Linked DNA regions of Homo sapiens: regions 1 and 3 are each linked to region 2. The links are chromatin loops, found by intact Hi-C in ENCODE. Cell type or tissue: GM12878. All regions are shown on one strand.

Region 1 (8,000 bases), 120 kb after region 2:
GCAGGTCAGGTCAATGCTGTACACCGAGTGGGCTCTGTGTCCCAGTTGAGGAAGCCAGAACTTGAGAAACCCTGTTATTTTATAATGGACTGTAAACAAACCTGATGTGTCCAGAATTGGTTCCTTCTGGTGAGTTCTTGGTCTCCCTGACTTCAAGAATGAAGCCTCCGACCCACGTGGTTGAGTGTTACTGTTCTTAAAGATGGTGTGTCCAGAGTTTGTTCCTTCAGATGTTCAGATGCGTCTGGAGTTTCTTCCTTCTGGTGGCTTCGTGGTCTTACTGACTTCAGGAGTGAAGCCGCAGACCTTTGCAATGTGTTACAGCTCTTAAAGGTGGCGCATCCGGAGTTGTTTGTTCCTTCAGGTGGGTCTGTGGTCTCGCTGGCTTCAGAAGTGAAGTTGCAGACCTTCATGGCGAGTGTTACAGCTCATAAAGGTAGTGCAGACCCTAAGAGTGAGCAGCAGCAAGATTTATTGTGAATAACGAAAGAACAAAGCTTCCACAGTGTGAAAGGGGACCCTAACAGGTTGCCACTACTGGCTTGGTGGCCAGCTTTTATTCCCTTATTTGGCCCTGCCCACATCCTGCTGATTGGTCCATTTTAGAGAGCGCTGATTGGTCCTTTTTACAGAGTGCTGATTGGTCCATTTTTAGAGTGCTCATTGGTGCCTTTACAAACCTTTAGCTGGACACAGAGCACTGATTGGTGTGTTTACAATCCTTTAGCTAGACAGAGAAGTTCTCCAAGTCCCCACCCGACTCAGAAGCCCAGCCGGCTTCACCTCTCACTGACAGACATTTTTGTCCTGGAAAATGGCATTACTTTTATTATACTAGACTAAGTTTGTCAAACCTGCAGCCCACAGGCCACATGTGGCCCAGGACGGCTTTGAATCTGTCTCAATACAAATTCATTAACTTTCTTAAAACACTATGAGATTTATTGTGATTTTTTTTTTAGCTCATCAGCTATCATTAATGTTAGTTTTTTTTTTAATACTTTAAGTTTTAGGGTACATGTACACAACGTGCAGGTTTGTTACATATGTATATATGTGCCATGTTGGTGTGCTGCACCCATTAACTCGTCATTTAACATTAGATATATCTCCTGATACTATCCCTTCCCCCTCCCCCCACCCCACAACAGGCCCTGGTGTGTGATTGTGTGATGTTCCCCTTCCTGTGTCCATGTGTTCTCATTGTTCAGCTCCCACCTGTGAGTGAGAACATGTGGTGTTTGGTTTTTTCTCCTTGGGATAGTTTGCTGAGAGTGATGGTTTCCAGCTTCATCCATGTCCCTACAAAGGACATGAACTCATCATTTTTTATGGCTGCGTAGTATTCCATGGTGTATATGTGCCACATTTTCTTAATCCAGTCTATCATTGTTGGACATTTGGGTTGGTTCCAAGTCTTTGCTATTGTGAATAGTGCCACAGTAAACATACATGTGCATGTGTCTTTACAGCAGCATGATTTATAATCCTTTGGGTATATACCCAGTAATGGGATGGCTGGGTCAAATGGTATTTCTAGTTCTAGATTCCTGAGGAATCGCCACACTGACTTCCACATGGTTGAACTAGTTTACAGTCCTACCAACAGTGTGAAATTGTTCCTATTTCTCCACATCCTCTCCAGCACCTGTTGTTTCCTGACTTTTTAATGATCGCCATTCTGACTGGTGTGAGATGGTAACTCATTGTGGTTTTGATTTGCATTTCTCTGATGGCCAGTGATGATGAGCATTTTTTCATGTGTTTTTTGGCTGCATAAATGTCTTCTTTTGAGAAGTGTCTGTTCATGTCCTTCGCCCACTTTTTGATGGGGTTGTTTGTTTTTTTCTTGTAAATTTGTTTGAGTTCATTGTAGATTCTGGATATTAGCCCTTTGTCAGATGAGTAGGTTGCAAAAATTTTCTCCCATTTTGTAGGTTGCCTGTTCACTCTGATGGTAGTTTCTTTTGCTGTGCCGAAGCTCTTTAGTTTAATTAGATCCCATTTGTCAATTTTGGCTTTTGTTGCCATTGCTTTTGGTGTTTTAGACATGAAGTCCTTGCCCATGCCTATGTCCTGAATGGTATTGCCTAGGTTTTCTTCTAGGGTTTTTATGGTTTTAGGTCTAACATTTAATGTTAGTGTGTTTTATGTGTGGCCCAAGACAATTCTTTTTCCAATGTAGCCCAGGGAAGCCAAAAGATTGGACACCCCTGTAGCTAGACAGTGAAAACATCTTCCATCTGCTCCAGAGAGGGACAATTCTGTTTTTCAAGGCTGTTTGCTATGTAATAATCCTTGGAAAGTTAGCCTAGATCAAAGTACATGTTCTCTTAAGACATGCAAAATCGTGAGAGATCCATGGAGTATTGTCTCCAAACAGTTAATTTCAATACATATATTTGGCTGTTAAATGCTTACCACTTCAAAACTGAAACACCATGTAGTATGTTGATGGCTTTAAATAAAGATGTTTATATAACTACAAAAAAGATAAATTAAAATGTGCCATGGAGATAGCATATGGCTAAAAGCAAAGTTTTGGAATGAGACACTCTTAAAATTGAGCCATATTTCCATCATCTACTACCTATGTGACTTCAGGAAAGTTGCTTGATTTCTTTCCATTTTAATTTTTTCATCAGTAAATTGAAATAATACAAATCTCAAATATTACAGGAATCATAAATGGTATCACGTAAATAAAGCAGATCAGTACATAGCATACAGTTAGTTCTCAGAATTTGGTGCAGATTATTATTACTTAATCTCTGAATAAGTCATATACAAATATTCCTTAAACACTTACCATTTGGTTTACACTGCATTAAAGACAGTGTTAGTGATAATGGAAAAAGATGTAAGAGAGCCTCCATTCTCAAATAACAAATTACACTATAACAATGGAAACAAAAGTAGCACAGACAGAATTTCATGGATATAGTACCATATACAATCAGTACCATAAATTGCTAGAATATAGATTCCATGGAGGTAGGAACTTTTTCTCTAGCTCCTTAATAGTATTCAGCACATACTAGGCTTTCAATAAAATTGTTGAAAGGATGTTGAATAAAATGATTAGAGAATGACTCCTTATTTCGCTGTAAATCACTGTGAACTAGAATAGCCAGGGAAGGCTTAGTGAAGAGAATGGGACTTGGGCCGTGTTCTCTGAAGTTTTCATGAAAGAGGAAATGTGAAAAATGACAGCATCTTTTCAGCCCGCTACAGCAAACACAGGGCTTCTTGCAGTAAAAGTGGAAGTTATCATTTTAGTAAGTCTTACCCATGCTCAGCTCAGCAGAGCAGGGCAGCATGCTGGCTGTACCACCTGCTTACAGGATGAGTGTGCTGTGGCTGCCGGAGAAGAAGAGGAGACACAGCAGGGAGGTCAGCTTGGACAAAGTCTCTGCCTGGCAGGGAGGGTGGATGGTCTCAGGAAGTTGTCTGGATGTGTACATGAAGCAAGATTTTGGAGAATTTTTAACACCATTATTGAGGTATAACTTGCATACTATAAAATGCACCAACTTTTGCTTTATCGAGTTAAAAGTACACTTTATACTTAAAGTATAACTTGTACAATTAATACTTTAAGTATAAAGTTTGGTGAGTTTTAGCAGATGTATACAGCTGTGCAAATATTCCCATAATCCAGTTTTAGAACAGTTCTATCTACCCCAAAATATTTCCTAAGGTCTTTTTTTGCAGTCAGTCCTTGACCCCCACCCCAGGCAAACAACTAATCAGTTTCTGTCTCTACAGTGTTGCCCTTTCTCGATATTTTACATAGATTCACATAACATATGTGGTTTGTGAGTGGCTTCTTTCATTTGGCATGGCATTTTTCAGGTTTTCCTATGTTGCAGCTTGTATCAGTAGTTCGTTCCTTTATATACTTAGTGGTATTATATTGTATGTCTATACTATATTTTCTTTATCACACAAAATATGTGATTGGATTATTTCCCATTTAGATAAAAATCTGTCACCTTTATCCCCCAAATTCAGATTTTTGCCTCCAGATCCAAGGAGAGCACCCCTCCTGGCAGCAAAGCTGCTGACTTTGTGCTCAATATCATCTTGAAAACCTTCCCTTTCCACCTTAAGGACTAGGAGGTGAGAAGGGCTCCCTAGGCAAGGTCATCTGTCCTTTCCTGGAGGTCTATCAGTTTTTCAAGAACAAATGCTTCAACTTTTCTGCCCTGGTCAATTTCTAGTGCCAGAAAATGGTTGTTTTTGACAGTTTTGACAGTTCTATCGGAAGAATCACCAACCTCTTTATGTCACTTTAACTGGAAATTCCTTTCTTCTAAAGGATGTTGAAGATCAAGATACAAAGTTTGATTCTCTGAGGATCAGAGTCAAATAACCTGTGTGTTACTTTAGAGATGTCAGCATGGGGCATAATGTGCAGTCAGTTGGAGGGGAGCAATTTCAACCAGGAAATTCATCATAATAATCAAATAGGACAGGTTTAAAACTTCTTAAGTGAATTAGGGCTAGGGCAGTGGCTCATGCCTGTAATCCCAGCACTTTGAGAGGCCAGGAGGGATCACTGGAGGCCCGGAGCTACAGATCAACCTGGGCAACATAGTAAGAACCTGTCTTTACCAAAAAATAAAAAATAAAAAATTACCTGGGTGCGGTGGCATGCACTTACAGTTTCAGCTGCTTGGGAGGCTGAGGCAGGAGAATAGCTTGAGCCCAGGTGGTCGAGGTTACGGTGAGCTATGACTGCACCACTGCACTCCAGCCTGGGTGACAGAGGGAGACTCTCAAAAAACAAAACAGAAGTTAATTGAATTAATATAATGCAATTCAATTCCATGGTTTTTTTTTTTTTTGTCAAGTTCTCCTTCACATGGCAATGTTTATGCTATTTCATACATTCTTTTTGAGAATATGAGGTTCTTTCGTTTTTGCTCATTACTCAGGTTCTATGCATGCCCATATAGGTCAAAGTTTGAAATTACTAACAGCATGCAAGGATGTCCATTATCACAAAATACCTTGAAGGCGCTATGCTTTCTTTGGTCTGTAAGCATTTGTGTATACTGTGTCCTTTGCTTAGTACTCTCTTATGCTCACCTTTTCTCACCAGGCTGAATGCTATCCACCCTTCAGTCACAGTTTGATATCATATCCTCCTGGAGCCCTTTCATGCATGACATCCTGAGGGCCTTCCGATGCAGTACCCAACCATATTAAAATTGTGTATTTGCAGATCTATTTCCCTTATTAGATTTAAAGTCTGTGATGGGAGGGCCCAGGCTGCATGGCTCACTATTATAGTCCAAAAATTTGGTGGACCTTCAGAAACAGAATATGTGGTTGATCAATACATACAAAATTGTTTTAATGGAAAGTTGCATAGGATTATTGTAAGAGGACCAACTCCTCATGACCTTTGGCAAATTACTTAACCTTTCTAAGCCTCAGTTCAATTTTGAAAAACAGGGTTGATCATTACACATGTTGTGAGGATTAAAAGGAGAGATGCATTCAAAAGCTGTTAGCACAGTGCCTGGCATATAGCAAATGCTCAGTATGTGCTAACCATTCATCAGGAACCAATTACAGTCATTGTTGGTGGCATGGGAAAAGTGCCTGCTGCTCAGCTCTGCTGTGGGGAGCATAGCTGACCACAACTCCTGGCCGCTGGGTTCTCTGGACTCCCACCATGTTAATGCCAAGCCCCCCACCCCAAGGCTTCTCCCAGCCAAGGACTGAGCAGTGGGGCACTAGTGCAGGGCCACTCCTGCCAGACAGGTGACTTCTCTTGAGGACTCTGATTCAGCCAGGTGGAACATGTCCTGAAACTGCTCTGTAGCTGATGCTCTTTCTTCCCTCTCCTCCACTGCCCTCCACCCCATCTCCTTTCATAAGTGTCAGACCACGCCTCTTCCTGCACATTCCTACTCTTCCTATGGTCCCTCCTGGCATTTTTTCAATAAATGCCCTGCATGTCAGATCCCACCGTGCTGCCTGCTTTTTGGAGGATTCAGACTAACATAGTTGGTTCCAGTGTGGGTATTAAAAAACAGGGCTTGAAGAGAGAGCTTGGGGCTACCTCACTCACTGCCCAGTAGACAAGATGGATATCATGCTGAGTGGAGTGGGGCACACATAGACCCTCACATAAACAGTGGCCCAATTGCTGCAGAACTCTTTGTTGTTGACTTGGGAAAACATCCTGGTGGAGGGGATGCCCTTTCCAGGGCAACGGTTCAGATACTTGAAAGATATGAGGAGCAATTGCTACTAGGATGGCAGAGCTGGCTGATTATTGCTAAGTTGTATTGAGACTCAGCAGAGGCGTAATGAGAAACAGAGGGCCAGGAACAAACAATTAAAAATAAGAGTGAGAGCCAGAGGGCCTTTTTGGTCTCTTTCAAAGAGCCCATTGTCTCCTGTAGTGAGAGGTCTGACTCAGCTCAGGAGCAGGTTCACTTGATGAGACAGAGCTCCGGAGAAGTTTACATGCTCAGCCAAGGCAGTCTGTGCTAAGTTTGGAGCCTTGGTTGAGAAAACCTGGCACCCTGAAACGTGGGATATGACATCCAGACAGGTGTTCCTTGGGAGTTTGACTCTGTGGAACTTAACCCTCAGAGCTTGCAGACGTGATCTACCCTTCTCTTCTAGCGGCTAGCACTTCCTCCGTGCTAGAAGATGGTGCAGGTCCCCACAAAGGTATCGTGCCTCCCTCAAGAGCTACTCTCACCTCTTCTCCTGGGTGCCAGGCTGATAATAGAATTAAAGCCCAGCATATACTAGGCCTGAGAAAGAAGGAAACAGATTATATACTGAAGGGACTACAAAATCAAATTGCACATAGCAGTAATCACTAAGGCAGTGTCCCTGGGAATGGATTTTTCAGGGTGCTGGATGCAGGGGGCCAGGGAGACGCCACCTGCATCACTAAAGTGGCAGTGATAGTTCTGCTCTGATGCGAAGACTGAGAGCAGGAGAGGCTTCTGCGGGGCTGGGTTTATTAATACCTATGTGCTCAAGGGGTTTGGGGCGTGAGGACCATGTGGTGGTGCTTACCTATCAGAATCTGGGATGCTGGAGCTCCTCTAACAACTGCAAAATTCAGAGGGGTAGTGAATATGAATTGACTCACATGGAGGTATGGAGATGGTGACTAGAGCTCAGCATCCCTAGAGGCAAAATACTCTGGCAGTCAACAAAGAAGATGCTTATCTTTGTAGCCAGACAAAGGCAAGAATCACACAGCAAGAGGCTGAGGGCAGTTGCCTCAATAAAATATCATAATCACTTGTTCAGATCCAGAATCCCCTAACTAGATGGCAGGAATTTCCAAAACTGTAGCCAGTATACATTCAAATGTTTCCCCATTTTTTCTTTCCCAAAGGGACTTATGGTCATTACTTTGGTGACTCTACTAGGGAAAGAGAAATACTCAAACATACTGGAGACTCCTGGACACCGAGCCTGAATTGGTATTGATTCTTTGAAATCCAAAGCATCATCAGAAACCATTCAAAATGAAAGAGGGGTTGAACATCCAGATAATAACAAAATGACTCAGTCCGTTGACATTAGCTAAACTTTGTCATCATCACGATGAGCATGTGAATGTAGTGGCCACAGTGACAGAGATGGATGCTACATATAAGGCCCAAAACATGAATTTCTACTTATCTAGGCTGATCTAATGGCTGTTGTCTCTGAAGGTCCAGCCTGTCAGTCACAGACACTAGTGCTCTTCCCTGAAGTGACTCTCTTCCTTGAGAAGACCAACCAGCATTTGGTGGCAAGTTGACTACAAGAGTCCCCCTCTATCTTGGAAAAGCCAGTTGTTTATTCTTATAGGAATAGAACCCTATTCTGGTGTTAATTTCGCAGAGCCTGTTTGCAGAGCCTCACTCAGCACCACTAACTGGAACTTACAGAATGCCTGATCCACAGGCATGGAATCTCACACACGGCACATCCAGCCAGGGCTCCCACTTCATAGGGAAGGAGATGAG
Region 2 (8,000 bases):
GAGAATAGATTGATGGTTACCAGATACCAGGAAGGGTAGGGAAAAGAGATGAATAAAGAGAGGTTGATTAATGGTTACACATATAGTGTTTGATAGAAGAAATAAGAACTGGTGTTCAATGTATCAATAGGGCGGCTATAGTTAACATTAATCTATTGTACATTTCAAACACATAGAAGAGAATAATTCAAATGTTCCTAGCATACAGAAAAGATAAATATTTAAGGTGATGAATACCTCAATTACCCCAATTTGATTATATGAATGTATCAAATGATCACATGTACCTTGAAAATATGGACATCTATTATGTATCAATACAAATTAAATTGTATAAGCCTATAATTAAATTATAAAAAATAAATAAATACAAATAAATGTTTCAAAAGAGAAGAATACTTGCTAAACTGGAGTTAATCAAAAGTAAAAACTTTTACTTTAGACACTTAACAGAGTAAAAAGGCACAAGCTGTAAGAAAGTCTTTGCAAATCATATATTTAATTTGAAAAAAGCCAAACTTCTACCCAGAATATATACAGAACTCAAAACCCTAAAAACCCCATAACCCAATAAAAAAATGGGACAATGATTTGAACAGGCACTCCTTAAAGAATAATATATGGGAGGATAAGCACATAAAATATACTCAACATTATTAGTCATTATATCAATTCAAATTAAAACCACAATGAGTCAACCTTGTACACTTTGTAGACTGGCTAAAGTTAATAAGATTAACCATACCAAGTATTGGGAAAGCTGTGAGGACCTGGAACTTTTGTATACTGCTGGTGGGAATGTAAACAGCACAACCATTTTGGAAAACAATTAGGCTGGTTTTAAATTTTTAAAAAACAGACATACCATATGATGTAGCCATTCCATTCGTAGGTATTTATCCAAGAGAAACGAAAGCACGTGCCTGTATAAAATGTAGTCCATAAACGATCATAACAACTTCATTTTTAATATCCTAAAACTTGAAATAAAAATCCAAATTTCTATCAACAGGCGAATGTATAAACAAACTATTATGTATTTATACAATAGTATCATACCCAGCAATAAAAAGGAATAAACTACAGACACACACCAAAACATGGATGGATTTCAAAATGCTTATATTGAGTAAAAGAAGAAAGAGAAAAACACACTCATATTGTATGATTCTATTCATACAAGATTTCAGCACATGCAAAATACACAGAAGTGACAGAGAGCAGATCAGATGCAAAATGATCAAAAAGCAGATTAAATAATTTCAGCACATGCAAAATAATCAAAAAGGCAGAGAGCAGATCACATGGAAAATAACAAAAAGTGACATCGAGCAGAGCAGTGGTTGCCTGGAACTAGGAGACCAGGGAGTCAACACAGGGTGCAACAAAACTTTGGGGAAGATGGATACTGATTGCTGTGATGGTTCCACGAGTGTCTATATGTCAGAACTTATAAAATGCATATTTAAAATATGTGCACTGTATTGTATGTTTATCATACCTCATTAAGATGTTAACAAAATAGAGGAAACTGCCAGATTTAGCTTGGAAACTGGTCAATGAACAAGACTCAGGAAGCAGGAAACAGGGCTGTCTCAAAGGCAGCAACAGGACAAGCCACCATTGGCACGTTGCCACTGCAAGATGAGTGTGTCACTCACTGCAGCATCCCACGAGAGAGATTCTGAGTAGTTCAGCTGCTCTCACAAGCCACTCCCAGTGACGCCTCATTACACCCATAGGCAGTGGACACATGGAATGAGCCTCCCTTCAAAACCATACAAAATGCGGGGAAAGATAATTCTCCTAAAGTAAACTGGGGAGGATGTTTGGAAATCTATGCAAGAAAGACAAAAACAGCAGTAACACTAGCTATATAAGGCTTTGGAGATTTTGTTGTCATTGTCCGAGTATTCATGCTTCTATCTCTTGTGAAGTTGTGAGCAATAGAGAAACTATTTAATAATTCACTTCTGTTATTTTTTCTACCTAGTTATTGAAATGCTTACATTATCATTTAGTACGATTTTATTTTATGTAGAATTTCTGCTATGAGACAGAACACCCTCTGCTTGTGAGTGTGTGTGTATTTATATTAGGTTGGTACAAATGTAAGTGCAGGTTTTGCCTTTACTTTTAAATGGCAAAACCCACAATTACGTTTGCACCAACCTATGTGTGTTCATGAAATACCTATCCCTGCATGAATTAATAAATCCCATGGGTCTTGGATATGGGGTGGCTGTTCATTACTTCTCAGTGAAGTACAAATGTGTGTGTCTGTTCATCTTTTAAATATAGCATTCCTTATTAATTTTAATTTCATAGCAATTTATTGGCACCCACTATGTACCTGATAGTGTCAGCTCTATTAGCATACTACAGCTAAAAAAGCTTAGCTTCACATATTGACAACACTATATTGTACAATTTTTCGTTGTCTCTGAAACAAAGAGACATAACACTTTGCCTTACAAGCGTTCACCCATGGATTCCCCATGTTCTCTGCCAAGAGTAAAATGTAGGGCAACTGATAAGAGGCTGCACAGCTAACACACAGGAGGAGAAGCCTGTTCTCATGGGTTTGCTTCTGCTTCTTACGGCTCATTTCACAGAAAATTCACTTTTCTGTGTCTTAATTTCCCCAGCTACAAAGAAAGAAAAAACTATTTATTTTGTGAACACAGGAATAGATAAAGATTCAGTGACTAGGTTTAATGGGGTCATTTAATTTTCTACCTAGACCTATTACTAAATACGCTGTAATTTGAAACAACAAAAATAGTGTGTGCTGTCAAGGCTGCCAGCTTATATAAGTAAACCTAACCATTAGAACCAACCGGTTTGTGCACGTCGTTATGACCCCAAAAGTTCCTATGCATATCGCTTGAGAAAAATTTCACGATATCATGGAAAAGTGGATGAAAATGACTTTAGGTTGAATTTAAACAGTTATTTTTAAAAGCCTTGATAAAGGAAAAATAATGCAACAGGTAGAGAACATGCTCAATAGTTAAATATTGGAACTCATCTCTAAAATGTGTAAATCCAGCAAGTCAGATTAACTACTCTCTTCTTAGTTCCTCTGGATATTGATATCATGTATATACATGGTAGAGATTTTCCCTTCCTTATTTGAAAAATTATTTGTGTAGCCTTGTCTGAAAATCATCTCTTTGCCTATATTAAATGATTTATAGGTCTACAAAAATTAGCATAGCAATGTAAATTATAGTTCCAGCTTTGTTACTAATTAGGCGTGTCATTTTAGTTATATGTCTTAATCTTTCTGGATTTCAGCTTCATCTGTAAGGTGAGGGGCAGAGCAGAGAAGATGTATAAGTGGCGTACGCACCGCCACTCACCATGCTGTTTGCGGCAAGCATTACTAATCAAGCATGACAATCTTTCCCATTGAACTCACACATTGCATAGGATCCTTTTCATCACAGCGTATCTCTGAATTAGATTTTACCTGATTTTATTGAACACTTACTATATGTCAGCCACTATTTAGGATACTTATCTGTATTAACTAGCTTAATTATGACACAATTATGACAGGATTCTATGAGGCACGCAAATTAATATCCTTATTTTGCAGATTAGGAAAGTAAGGCCCCAAAATTTACATATAGTAAGCAACAGAGCGTAAAATCAAGCAGCCTGTGCTTTCCTTCATTTTGTTACTTTGCCTTTGAGTTCTCTAGAGTCTATTTTAACACAAATTCTATGGGTAGTACTAAAAGCATGCCACAAACATTTGACAGTGAGAAGTATTCTCTGCTCTTTGGGATTTGTTTTATTTTGTTTTTTAGTTTCTTCACAGCTTTATTCTCAGCACCTAGCCCCGTGCCTAACAGATGGTGGACACTCAGTAAATATTGATTGAATGAATAAATGCTGCCATCCCCACAGCCAGTATCACTATACTTTAAAAAACAGGCTGTGAAATTATCTCTTTTTTATATTGCATCAGTCTGCTATTCTGCAGACTCCACATTGATCATTTTCCAGGCAGCATCTTATTTGGTTTCCTCTGGCAGGAGCTACAAAAAGATTAAGAGAGGGAGGAACCCAAGGGGAACTCCCAGCTGTCCTATCTAATGTTCTATCTCAGTTCTTCACTGGTTGAGAGTTTATTATCATTTTAACAATTATCTGGGACCCACAAGTAAGAGGTCGGCCACAGGCAATTCTTAATTGTGGGAGCAGTGATGATGCTTTGCATAAGCTGACTCTTGCCATGCAAGAGAAGCAGCCCGAAACGAGAGTGGTCAATGCCAAACTGGGAGGAGTTGTGTCTGACTAAAGAACAGATGTTCTTGTGTATAATTAGTAGAGACTTGCAGTGACCTAGGTGGTTATTTAACTCAAAAAGGAAACAGCCAAGAAGCCAAATTTGGATAATTTTGAGGGGATTTCATGGTGAGTCATTGAGCAGACTTTAACAATGACACAAAAAGAACAAATTGGTAATCTAGTGTTTATAGTGATGTATGTAGAATTAACATCAGGACAACTTAAAACCAATGACACTTTTTGTCTGGATCCTTACGCTTTCACAAAATAAACTAGTACCTAGCTTATCTGAATTATAAGCGATAACAAAAGCTACAAGTAACCAGAAAAGCACGTTTGGAAGATGCTTATCAGTGACATTTTCTACAAATTATGACAAATGTATTTGAGGAGTAGTCTTTAAGATTCCTGGCATATGCAGATGTCTATCTGTATCACATGATAACCATGACTTTGGAAACCATTATATTTCTTTCAAATGCCAGACTGAATCCAGATATGAATGCTTGGACAGCTTCAAATAATGAAAATAAGAGTGTGCTAACATTGACTGCAGTGTACGAGATAAAAAGTAGGGCAGAGAAGGAGCAAACATAGACCCCCCAAAAAAGGCCATTGGCAGGAGCTACAGAAAGATTAAAGGGAGATGAAAGGGAGGGAAGGAGCCCGAGGGGAATTCCTAGCTGATGCTAATTGTACCATAGCCACCAGCTACCTCATTGGGTTCCTTTGTGGTTAGCACAATGGGGTACTGGTTGCTGTCCTCCAGGGAATTCTGCACAGCTCTGAAAAGAAAGCATTTCATGTATTATATGAGGTTGAGAGAAAGGTGAATAAAATAAGTTGGAGATATTGTCATATTAAGAGGAAATTAATATCCATTTTAATTAAAGGTAATCAATATTGGGAGATGTAGCAGGATGCAGAAAGAAGAGAGTTGCTAATTTCAATGCCATTAAAAAGCTGTGACCATAGGCAGGTGCCAGCACAGACAGACATCAGCTGCATGTACACCTGCTGTTCCCTGTGAAGTGGAGCAGTGGTTTCTGTCAGGTTCAAAATCAAATCATGAATTTTGCCTACATGTTGTCAAACTACCTGGGATAGTTTCCTCCCTCTTGGCAGCCCCTGACCCAACTAGCATTGTCATACCACTTTGTAATAATCCAAAGATTCTTCATCCCAGGTCTGTCCATTTCCGAGAGGCCCATGTCCCGAAACTGTTCCTCTCCCCCTGCTATGGACTGAATTATGTCCCCAACAAATTCATATGTGGAAGTTCTAAGCTCCAATGTGATGGTATTTGCAGATGGGATTTTTGAGAAGTAATTCGTTTTAGATAAGGTCATGAGGGTAGAGCCCCCACGAAGGGATTAATGCCCTTATAAGAAAGAAGAAACACTAGAGAGCTTGCTTTCTCTCTCCAGCTGCCTGAGGACACAAGAAGGCAGCTGTCTGTTACCTAAGAAAAGAGCCCTCACCAGACACTGACCCTTCTGGCCCCTTGATCTTGGACTTTCAACTTCCAAAACCATGAGAAATGAATTCCTGTTGTTTAATCCACCTACTCTATGGTATTTTGTTATGACAGCCCAAGCTGACTGAGACACCCTCTCTGCCCCATGCCATCCAAAATCACACTAAAGCATAGAAAGTGTGTGGTATATATATATATATATATATATATATATATTTTTTTTTTTTTTTTTTTTTCATTTAGGTAGTTAAACCATCCGGGTTCTTCGTAGAGTAGGTCATGCAGACTTGGCCAAGGGTACACAACTGCTCTTCATCTCACCCACAAAATGAGAGATTTAGCTAAATGATCTATAAGTGTAGTCCTAAACTGCCTGACAGTACCGGAATCTTTCTCCAGAGCTGCTTATTTGCCAAATGAATATAATTGGCATAAAGCCTGCAGGAAAGATCTTGAGAAGGGGAGTCCCCAGAATTCATTCATGTACTTCATGGCATTTATCTCTGCCATCGTGATAGAAAAACAAGGCTTAGCAAATTGACCCTCTGCTTCTGCAGCTGCTGACCCCTGGTAATGTTAGAACAGAAGCAAGCTAACCCTGGAGGCTTGGACTAATTCTAGCAATGATAAATACAGCTTGCTTTGTGGCTGTCACCCTGCCTAGAGGACTGAATGGCCAATGGTAACAACCATTGCGCTTGTTATGCACTGCTCAAGTCTCCCATTCTGCTGAGCCGATGCTGGCAGTGCCTCTGCAGAGGAAGAGTCAAGCCCTTCAGAATCTATGGTTTCGGGTAATTGGGTGCTGCACCTCATTATGGTCATTACCAGGATGATATCTCCTTAGGGATTTCCTTTAGGGAAAGCAATCACTTTAGCAAAGTCTGAAAGGCAAGCATCTTTATCTGGTTCCTGTCATCCCAGATGTCAAAAACATCCGTGAAGCTGTGTTCTAGGGTATTATGAAAATTACTCCAAGGCATTTCAAAAAAATGGCTCACACTCTATTCTGGGATCTCTTCACTCTTTTATTTCAGTCCCTGACTAAAATGTAAGTGGTGTATGATAGCAACACTGTACTCCAAAAAAAAAAAAAAAGAGAATTTATCAAGCAGTAGGTTAAGAAAGCAATTTAAATGACAGTTCTTTTTCCTTCTTCTCACCTTTGCCCATGCAACTTTGTTCTTGTTCATCTACATTCTAACAGAATGGACCTAACCTAAAAGGAACTCTGAAATCAGTGACAAATGTGAGTGACTTAGACATGTGAAGGATGCCTTTAAGTGTTATTTGGCTCAAAAATAACTTCAGTAATTTTTACAGCTTTCCTGGAAAGCAATGAAAAATCACCTGAGGCGCAGTGTATTCACAAGAATGGGAACTTTGCATCTAAAATATATAGTCTTGAGAACTGGGAAGGTATTCAAAATGATACAATGTAACAAAGACCAGGGTTGGATCCTGGAGAATGTTTCAATGCTAAATTCATAAAATCATTGTTAAACCCATGTATTTACTTGTGAGAAAGAAAGGCAAATTCTATCCAGAAAAAAAATGTTCCTTAAATATCAATTTTAGAATTAGGTTATTTAGTCTGTCAAAGACTGGCTGATTAAAAAAAAAAGAATTAGGTTTTTTAGAAGTCAATCTTAAATATGGAAAACAACCATGTGTGATACAAACGAAGTACTCTTTCTTAAACAGAGGTGGTTTTGCTCTCCAGGTTACATTTGACAATGCCTATCACAATTTGGGGGCAGGTGCTCCTGGATTCTAGTAGGTAGAGAGGCCAGAGACGTTGCTAAACATCTTATAATGCACAGGACAACCCTCATAGAAAAAAAACTTATCTGGCCTTAAAGGTCAATAGTGCCAAGGTTGAAAAACCTTGGCTTTCAGAATGCACTGCCAAAATGTGATGACAAAGATATTACATTTTTGTAAAAGCCAAATCTCTAGAAGAAAGCCATTCCAACAAGCAAGAGAGAAATGATTTACACTTTGGAAAGGCTTTTCATTTTAGCACTATAATCAGATCCATTCATTGGATTTAAAATGTATAACCTATGATAGTCTAAGAAGTCTTACAGATTCCACATGTATTGTAAAAAGGAGAAACCACAGTGGGAAATACAACACCTTGACTATGTGGACCCACCCCTACTCATATAAGTACTTTAATCATCCCTATGTATCAATAGGCTGGTGGAAAATTACAAGT
Region 3 (8,000 bases), 380 kb after region 2:
TACAGCTCTTAAAGATAGTGCAGACCCAGAGTGAGCGACAGCAAGATTTATTGTGAAGAGTGAAAGAACAAAACAACCACAGTGTGGAAGGGGACCCTAGTGGGTTGCCACAGCAGGCTCTATGGCCAAATTTTATTCCCTTATTTGGCCCCACCCACATCCTGCTGATTGGTCCATTTTACAGAGTGCTGATTGGTCCATTTTACAGAGTGCTGATTGGTCCATTTTACAGAGTGCTGACTGGTGCCTTCACAATCCTTTAGCTAGGCACAGAGTGCTGATTGGTGCGTTTTTACAGAGTGCTGATTGGTGCATTTACCATCCTTTAGCTAGCCACAGAGCACTGATTAGTGCGTTTTTACAGAGTGCTGACTGGTGCATTTACAATCCTCTACCTAGACAGAAATGTTCTCCAAGTACCCACTCCACCCAGAAGCTCAGCTGGCTTCACCTCTCAATGTCATCCAAGTAGTAGCATTACTGGTGTTGCAGCCTGGACCTGACACAGACTTCTTTTCTGCTGTAGACATTACTAAAGCAGGAAGCCGTCCTTTTAACTTACTACATGACTTAAAGGTGTATTTCCAAGTATGGAATAATAAGCTACCCCCAGAATGGAAAACAAAAAAAAAAACAAAACAAAAACTCCATCAGGGCCAGGCACAGTGGCTCACGCCCGTAATCCCAGCACTTTGGGAGGCCGAGGAGGGTGGATCACGAGGGCAGGAGATCCAGACCATCCTGGCTAACACGGTGAAACCCTGTCTCTACTAAAAATACAAAAACAAAATTAGCAGGGCGTGGTGGTGGGTGCCTGTAGTCCCAGCTACTCGGGAGGCTGAGGTGGGAGAATAGCGTGAACCCGGGAGGCAGAGTTTGCAGTGAGCCGAGATCGTGCCACTGCACGCCAGCCTGGGCGACAGAGGGAAACACCGTCTCAAAACAAACAAAAACTCCATCGGTCCATTTTAGTGGTGGAAAGTACAAAATGCAATAATTTGTCTTTTATTCTGTAAGAGTATTTCTTGCTATGCTTCAGACCACTGGACTCCTAACAACTTCAGTGATGTATTGAGCCCCTAAATCTTTATTAGGCTTATTCCCCACTCTATGGAAAGTATGTACATATAATTAAGAAAAGGAAGAAAAATAAAAATAAAAAGCCTGATGAAATAAGTTATATGATCACTTTTCTTCTATGTCCATATGATATTCCAGAATTAATACATGAATAAATGAATGAAGGAATCACTGCTTCTTATTTATCTGTGCCTGAAGAAAACTTAACTGATCAACCATCCTACACTGCTTCATAAAAATGAATTTCTTAAAAAACCAATCAGGACTAATTTAGCAAATCCAAATGTATAAGGTGCTAGAAAATTTTGCTGTTTAATTTTTCAATATACACCACTCTTCTAAACCTCAAGTATGTAATTAGAAAACCAACTCCTGGTTAATTTGGATATGCCAAATCAACATAAGGAGAGAAATCACTGTGCAATTATATTAAAATACAGATTAAAACATTCGGAATGAATCCATCTTTCTGTTATTATTGTTTTCAACATCTTTTAGAGCAGGCTCTGCTAATAGTCCTTGCTTTTTGTCTTCCTTTCTTTTACCTTCAGATTGAAAGTATGTTCTTTTTGTGAAAATTATTTGATGTTCAGAAGAATCAAAACACCTTGTGATGTGACTTTGAAACCCTCTTGAGATCCTCTATGCCACTTTAAGGCAATTCTTCCCATCAACAGGCATTTGAAATCTCTTCCATGCAAATTATTATTTTTCTTAGTTCACAAATCCAACCTGCAAGTTTAAAAATGGGTTGCACATGTGAAAAATTCCAAGTAAAATCCCCTGATAGAAAGTAATGTGATCAAATAGAAAGACTGAAGATTCTAGTCATTTTTGATACCCTCATAGACCATGATCTGGAGCAGCATAGTTAACTCTTTGACTACTTTATTGTACGAAGAAAAGAGAAATAATTACTTGAATCTACCAACTTGGCATGATAAATAAGATTGTCAGAAGAAATGTTTGTCAAATGCATAACTCAAAAGATGTCCTAAAAATTCATAATTTCTAGTGTTCTTTTTGTCAAGCCAAGCATGATAGTATCATAGCATCATTTATTTGCTCATGTAACTACTAAGGATCATAGTATCATTTATTTGCTCATGTAACTACTAAGGGCTTTAGTGGCATGCAGCTCCAAGCTAATTACCAATAATTTTCATGGATTTGTTTTTTTCCCTCAGAAATCCAGCCTGGGTATGATGAAGAAGGAGGAGATGTTTTTTGCTCAACCTAAATGTTGAGCTTCTATTCATAGTCTAGTCTAAATGTTGTGCTTCTAGCAAAAAACATCACCAGGTCGCTTCTCAACAGTATATTCCTACTACTGTCTCCCTTACCAAATTCCACCAATTAAGATTAATTTGGGTGAAAACCTCCACTTTGAGGGTATTAAGTATAGGCTCTATTCACTCATTAATGTTAAAAAGCACTACGCTAATTCAAGCTCAATACTTGGGAGTTTTTATTGATGTGAAAAGAAGTAGGAAAATTCATCATGGAGAATAAATTACTTCAAGAGGGATGAGTAGACCAGAATGGTGTTGAAAGATTTGAGCACCCGGAAGACACTGAGTGCTTAGAGGATGTGGTGGGGTATGGAAATGGAAGGGAAAAAAGAGAAGACTGGCTTGCCAATTAAGTGCCCCCATATTCATTTTTAGGCAATCTCACTGGGGGTTTATCTTACCAACCTTGTTAGAGTAGGTAGACAGACAAACATGAGCAGGAAAGGCAGTCTCAGAGGAAGCAAGCTCTGGAAACCTTGCCCCACTAGCAATCAGAAGAAAACAATGTCCACATCTGAACTTGGGGTTAAGCTCATCCAGCCCTAGCAGGAAATGACTTCAGTAGGGACTTTTCCCAGTAGCAAGCATGTGCACTTTGATTTGGCTCACCCTAAAAGTAACCTTTTGCTCATTAAAATAGTAAAAAACACACCCCTGGGTGAAGATTTAAAATGCTAATGAGACAACTGACATATGTACTGGCATGTACAGCCACAGCACAAGCACATCTCAGGGACCACTCAAAACATGCTTGCTAGTAACATCCCTTCATGCCCCTTTCATGAATAATCATGTAAAACTCCCATAAGGGAGCTTCCACAGTGATAATTTGGGCTGTCTTATTCTCAAGCAGCCCACTCTGACCCAGATTTCAGGGGGTCCTGTCATTTTAAATAAACTTTACTAATGCTTAACTATCACTGCATGTCTCTTGGTTGAGTTCTTTCCTCTCAGAAGATAAGAACCTAGGACCCCACACTTCCGGGTCACAATTTCTGATTGGAGTAATTCGAATTTGCGTAAAAAACAGCAATATTCTGCTTGCCATAATTAATTCTATCCCCCCAGTCCCATGCAGTCTAATTCCAATCCTGTAGTATTCTTTCAGTTCCTTCCTACTCGCGATAAAAACGAGAAAGGAGAAAATAGAGAAAAGAAAGACAAAAGCTGGTGCCAGTTGCCTGCTGACAAAGGAAAAGTCAGATTCCTGCCTTTGAGATCCACTATTTCTTGCTCTATTCCATGAAGAATTCTCCTACTCAAGTCAGCAGCTTGAAACTATTCTCCATAAATGAGTTGGATCTCCAGGATCTACATAATTCAGAATAAAGTCACTTATTCTTTTTCAGGTATGGAGAGCTCATTATAAAGTAAAATCAATCTTATACAGAAAAACAGAATGGCCACTGACAGAGGATGATAAAAGATGAGTGAGGTTGCAAGGTCAGTGCCTCTGTTTGTCACTTAGGGTCCGGGTAGCAGACAGAAACCACACAGTAATCTGAGCAAGAAAAGTTTAACGTAGAATTATTAGCATGGAATTGGAATAATGGAAAATTGGCTAGTGAGAGTTAAAGAGGATTCTTAAGAACACAACAGCAACAGATATAAGGGAAAACCAATGTCCTTAAGACTAGGGAACTCACAGAAGGGCTCCTCCAAGCCTGAAATGCATACCTCTCTGAATACTGGGAAGTCCTTAAGGACCTCACCAGTGGTTCTTGCTGAAAATCTGCCCTCTAAGGTGCCAAGAGGTTCTGTTGGCCACTGAACACTTCTGGAATCATGCCCTTAGGAGCCCAGTGCAAGAAAAATCCCTTACTCTGGTAACTCCTCAGGAAGCCAGAGCTGGAGAAAGCTGTGCTATTGCAAAATTTATGTACCCTGAAGGATCCCAGGGTTAGAGAAAACTACGCTGCTACGACAGCTGATCTCTGGAGAAAGCATCTGCAGGAGACCAGCACTAGAGAAACTGCACAGAGGTTAAGGCTGGCAGGTGAATGTACGAAGGGTGTGTCAGGGAGTGAAAAGCCCAGTCACCAGCAAGGCATCATTGGGAGGTCTTGGGTGCATGGTGTTCATGTAAGGTGGTCACCAGGCTAGAGTCAAGTTGGGACTTTTCAAAATGATTGTGCAGTCTGGACACACAGCAAGAGTAGAGCATCACTGAATGCACCCCCATCCCAGTATATACACACATACTGCTGATAAATCCATGGAAAAGCAGCACACCACCAGCCGCAGCAGCAGCTGTGGAACTAGGAAGCTCTCTCTTTCTCCAATCTCCCTCCAGCTCCCTCTACTGGCAAAGCTTGATATTGTACTTGCTGCAAAGAAATGCTTCATTACAGTGGAGAAGGTAATTGAAGGGTGAATGTGGAGCAGAAGCCATAAATTGGCAACTGTCATATGGCTAGTAAAGTATCATAAATTTCGGCCATGCGAGGTGGCTCACGCCTGTAATCCCAGCACTTTGGGAGGCAGAGGCGGGTGGATTACCTGAGGTCAGGAGTTCGAGACCAGTCTGGCCAACATGGTGAAACCCCATCTCGGCTAAAAATACAAAAATTAGCCAGGCATGGTGGCACACGCCTGTAATCCCAGCTACTTGGGAGGCTGAGGCAGGAGAATTGCTTGAGCCTGGGATACAGAGGTTGCAGTGAGCTGAGATCCTGCCACTGCACTCCAGCCTGGCTGACAGAGTAAGACTCTGTCTCAAAAAAAAAAAAAAAATCATAAATTTCAATCAATGCATAAATAATAAATAAATCACAGAGTCCTGAGCTGACTTGGAAATCCCAAATTAAAATATAATGTTGCATAGGTAGTAACTAATATTAGCTTCAGTTTCATTACTTGCAAAATATGTGTTACTCACCTCAATTCACCAATTTAATTTAGCGAATAAAAATGGAAATATTAAAACCTCTCATCGTTGGTCACTATCCCCAAAAGCTTTCTTTCTCAGCTATTCAATCCTTATAGTCTAAAGACTGAAGCATTTGATTCTTCTCACTCTGTAACTCTCTTACTCTTTGCATTCAAGGAATCACCATAATTATCTTAATTTCTGCTGCCAAAAATTTAAAACCTTTGAATCTAACATCATGAATTTTATCACCTGGTGCCTGTTTCTTTCTATTGTTACTACTCTAATACATTGTATAATATTGTCACAGTTTAATCTACCTAAAACACTTCTTGTTACATCAAGTTTTATTTTAAAAAATAAGTAACCATCTTATGTTTGATCAAATTAAACTTTCTTAGACTTGCATAAAATGTCCCACATTCAGCTGCCTCAAATGACTTTTTTCAAGCTATTCTGTTAGACAGCCTTTTGGGTTTGTATGCCCAAGAGGCATCTGTCTATAGGGCAGTGCTTTTTTTACTCCTCCTGGCATTGCCACCTTGTCTCCTAAAGCAAGAAACTGATGCCTCCCCACTCGCCACCATCCAAGAAAAGAATAGTCTCTATCAACTGTCTCATTTATCTTTTTGGTGCTGTTTTTTAAAAGGGCCTGAAGACACTTGGTTCAGTACCTTCTAGTTGCTCTTTTGTGGAAAGTGTGCCCTCAGGATGCATACATTCTCTGCTCCTCCAGGCAGTAAGTTTATAGAGGGGTAAAATATCTTTTCTGGTGGGTATATTAATGTACCAAGCAGAAAAGCAGTAAAATGAAGTACATTTGGCTGTAGATCTAAATCATATTCTCCAATCCAGCTTTCATGAAATTGAAATTTGGTTTCCATCTGTTTTACTCACATGTTTTATGTTTCATATGATTCCACACTCTGCAGGAAAAGAATAGTGTAACTTAATTTTCTCCCTAAGCCCCAACCCTGTGCATGCCATGGGACGATGGTAACTTAGAGCTCACACTGGGTCATAAGTGAAAACACGGGTGCCTGAGAGGTTAAAGGGAATAGTTCAATTTAAAGAATGACTTAGTAGTTCAGATTTCAGAAGTCTTAATGTGATGCTATTGGTAGTAAACCATGGCTCTTTCTACTGGGGAGTCATTGGAGTCCCTCTGAGAATCCAGTGAAAACAAAGAAAAATCTCTTCTGAAAAATTCATGGTATTACATTAACACATATATTTGAACAATTTCAGGAGATTCACAGACTTCCTAAACCCTAAAAACTGACCCTCACCTATTTCATGGATGCTAGGGTAAGGACTTCAAAGTCACTCTTATTATGTTTATTCCTTTTTAATTTAAACTTATATTATTCCTCCTCCTCTGATTTTATCTTCCTGCAGATTTCATTTTCTTCCCTATAACGTCCACTGGTTTGGGTTATTTTATCTAAAATTTAAAATTATTTATTAATATATTTCTTGCTTCTCAGGTCCATGTTCTAAGTTTATATGGTATTTATCCATAGAAATAACTAATATCCATGCCATGACAGCATGATACAGCTATTACAATATGCACAAAATATTACCTCTGAACATGGACTCCTGAAACTAGCATTTGATGTGGTTGAGCTGAGTTGAATGTCGAAAGTGGAAATGATGCCTTTAAAGCACATACAAATGCAATCAGATATAAATATGAGTAGGTATAATAAATTTGGAGCACTTAGGCTTGGTCAGTATTATCAATATGCCTAAAATAGAACTGTTGAGGGTTTTAGGTTGAATTCACACATAAAATTGATTAATAGGGAACAGTTGGCATAATTCTAATATTCATTGACTTTCAGATTATGCCAATTTTTGTATGGAATTAAACATGCAAATTAAAATTGTTCATATTATGCAACATGAACATAATAGCATCTGTAGTCCTTTTCATATAACAGCCTTTTAAATGTGAGTTTCATCCGAAGACCTAGGGGATAAGAGATAACACCTTCCAAAGGAAGTGCTAGACCACATGCAGCCTTCATCAAGGAGACCTCTGAAAACAGTTGACAAGCCTCATACCCCACCCACATTAATTTTTTTTTTTAATCAGATGTTGGGTGTTGAAATATTTTGTTTTTTTGTTTTTGTGGGGCTTTTTTTGTTTTTTCTGAGATAGAGGACCTTTGGAAAGATTCTTCCCCTGAAGTTTTTTTTGTGTGAGAACCTCAGTAGTGTTCGGTGGTGTGCTGGTAAATGCTAACAATCGGCTCTCTGGGAAAGAAGAAAACAGCCTGGGTTTGTTGTGTTTGCCGATTTCCATGGTGTAAATAGTCCCACCATGGCTTGTTTCAGGCTACCAATGTGAAGTTCCTGAGTGCATAATTGAAAAGAGGTGTGTAGGTTCTCACCCCGTGTTTCCACCTTACAGGCAAAGGAGTAAATTAGCTCAAGGACATAGATAGTAGTAAATAGAGTAAAATCATTAGGAAGCCATGATTTTTTTTAGCATTTATTGCCTTTGTTTTTAATATTTAATTATACGTTTATATAGCTTGATTTTAATGATGGCTGTGGTTAGCAACTAGTGTAAAATTTCTGAAATTTTGACAACAAACTCTGTGAGTCAATTTTGGCCAGCTCTAGCACGCCCCTGAATTAAGAGGTGTTGCTCCTCCTGCTGACTCTGGATAAAGCTAGTGCATGAAAAACAAACCCCAAAGTTTTAGCAAAAAATCCAAATGCTTGACAATGTGCCCTGTACGTTAAGC

The links. Hi-C counts contacts between places; a loop is a spot of excess contacts. Peaks named below come from ENCODE experiments on the same cell type or tissue, not always from the same donor. Only the 100,000 strongest peaks of a DNase experiment are listed, where the experiment ranks them.
Region 1: a loop joins it to region 2, with 4 times the contacts of the local background. A loop is called at or near these places in 2 of 110 quality-filtered maps.
Region 3: it touches region 2 in a loop (2.2-fold over the local background); 2 of 110 quality-filtered maps call a loop at or near these places.

Annotation. Positions count from the first base shown.
Region 1 is chr18:4,752,772-4,760,771 of GRCh38, forward strand. No RefSeq gene overlaps it. Among named protein-coding and RNA genes, the nearest start is that of DLGAP1, 300 kb to the left of the region's middle. RefSeq lists a silencer at 427-639. In GM12878, no CTCF peak of the experiment used is centred here; a DNase peak (open chromatin) is centred at 3,250.
Region 2 is chr18:4,635,506-4,643,505 of GRCh38, forward strand. No RefSeq gene overlaps it. Among named protein-coding and RNA genes, the nearest start is that of DLGAP1, 180 kb to the left of the region's middle. In GM12878, no CTCF peak of the experiment used is centred here; DNase peaks (open chromatin) are centred at 1,655, 4,276 and 5,006; H3K27ac peaks cover 1,262 bases.
Region 3 is chr18:5,018,836-5,026,835 of GRCh38, forward strand. No RefSeq gene overlaps it. Among named protein-coding and RNA genes, the nearest start is that of LINC01892, 58 kb to the right of the region's middle. In GM12878, a CTCF peak has its summit at 4,672 (motif pointing left); a DNase peak (open chromatin) is centred at 4,672.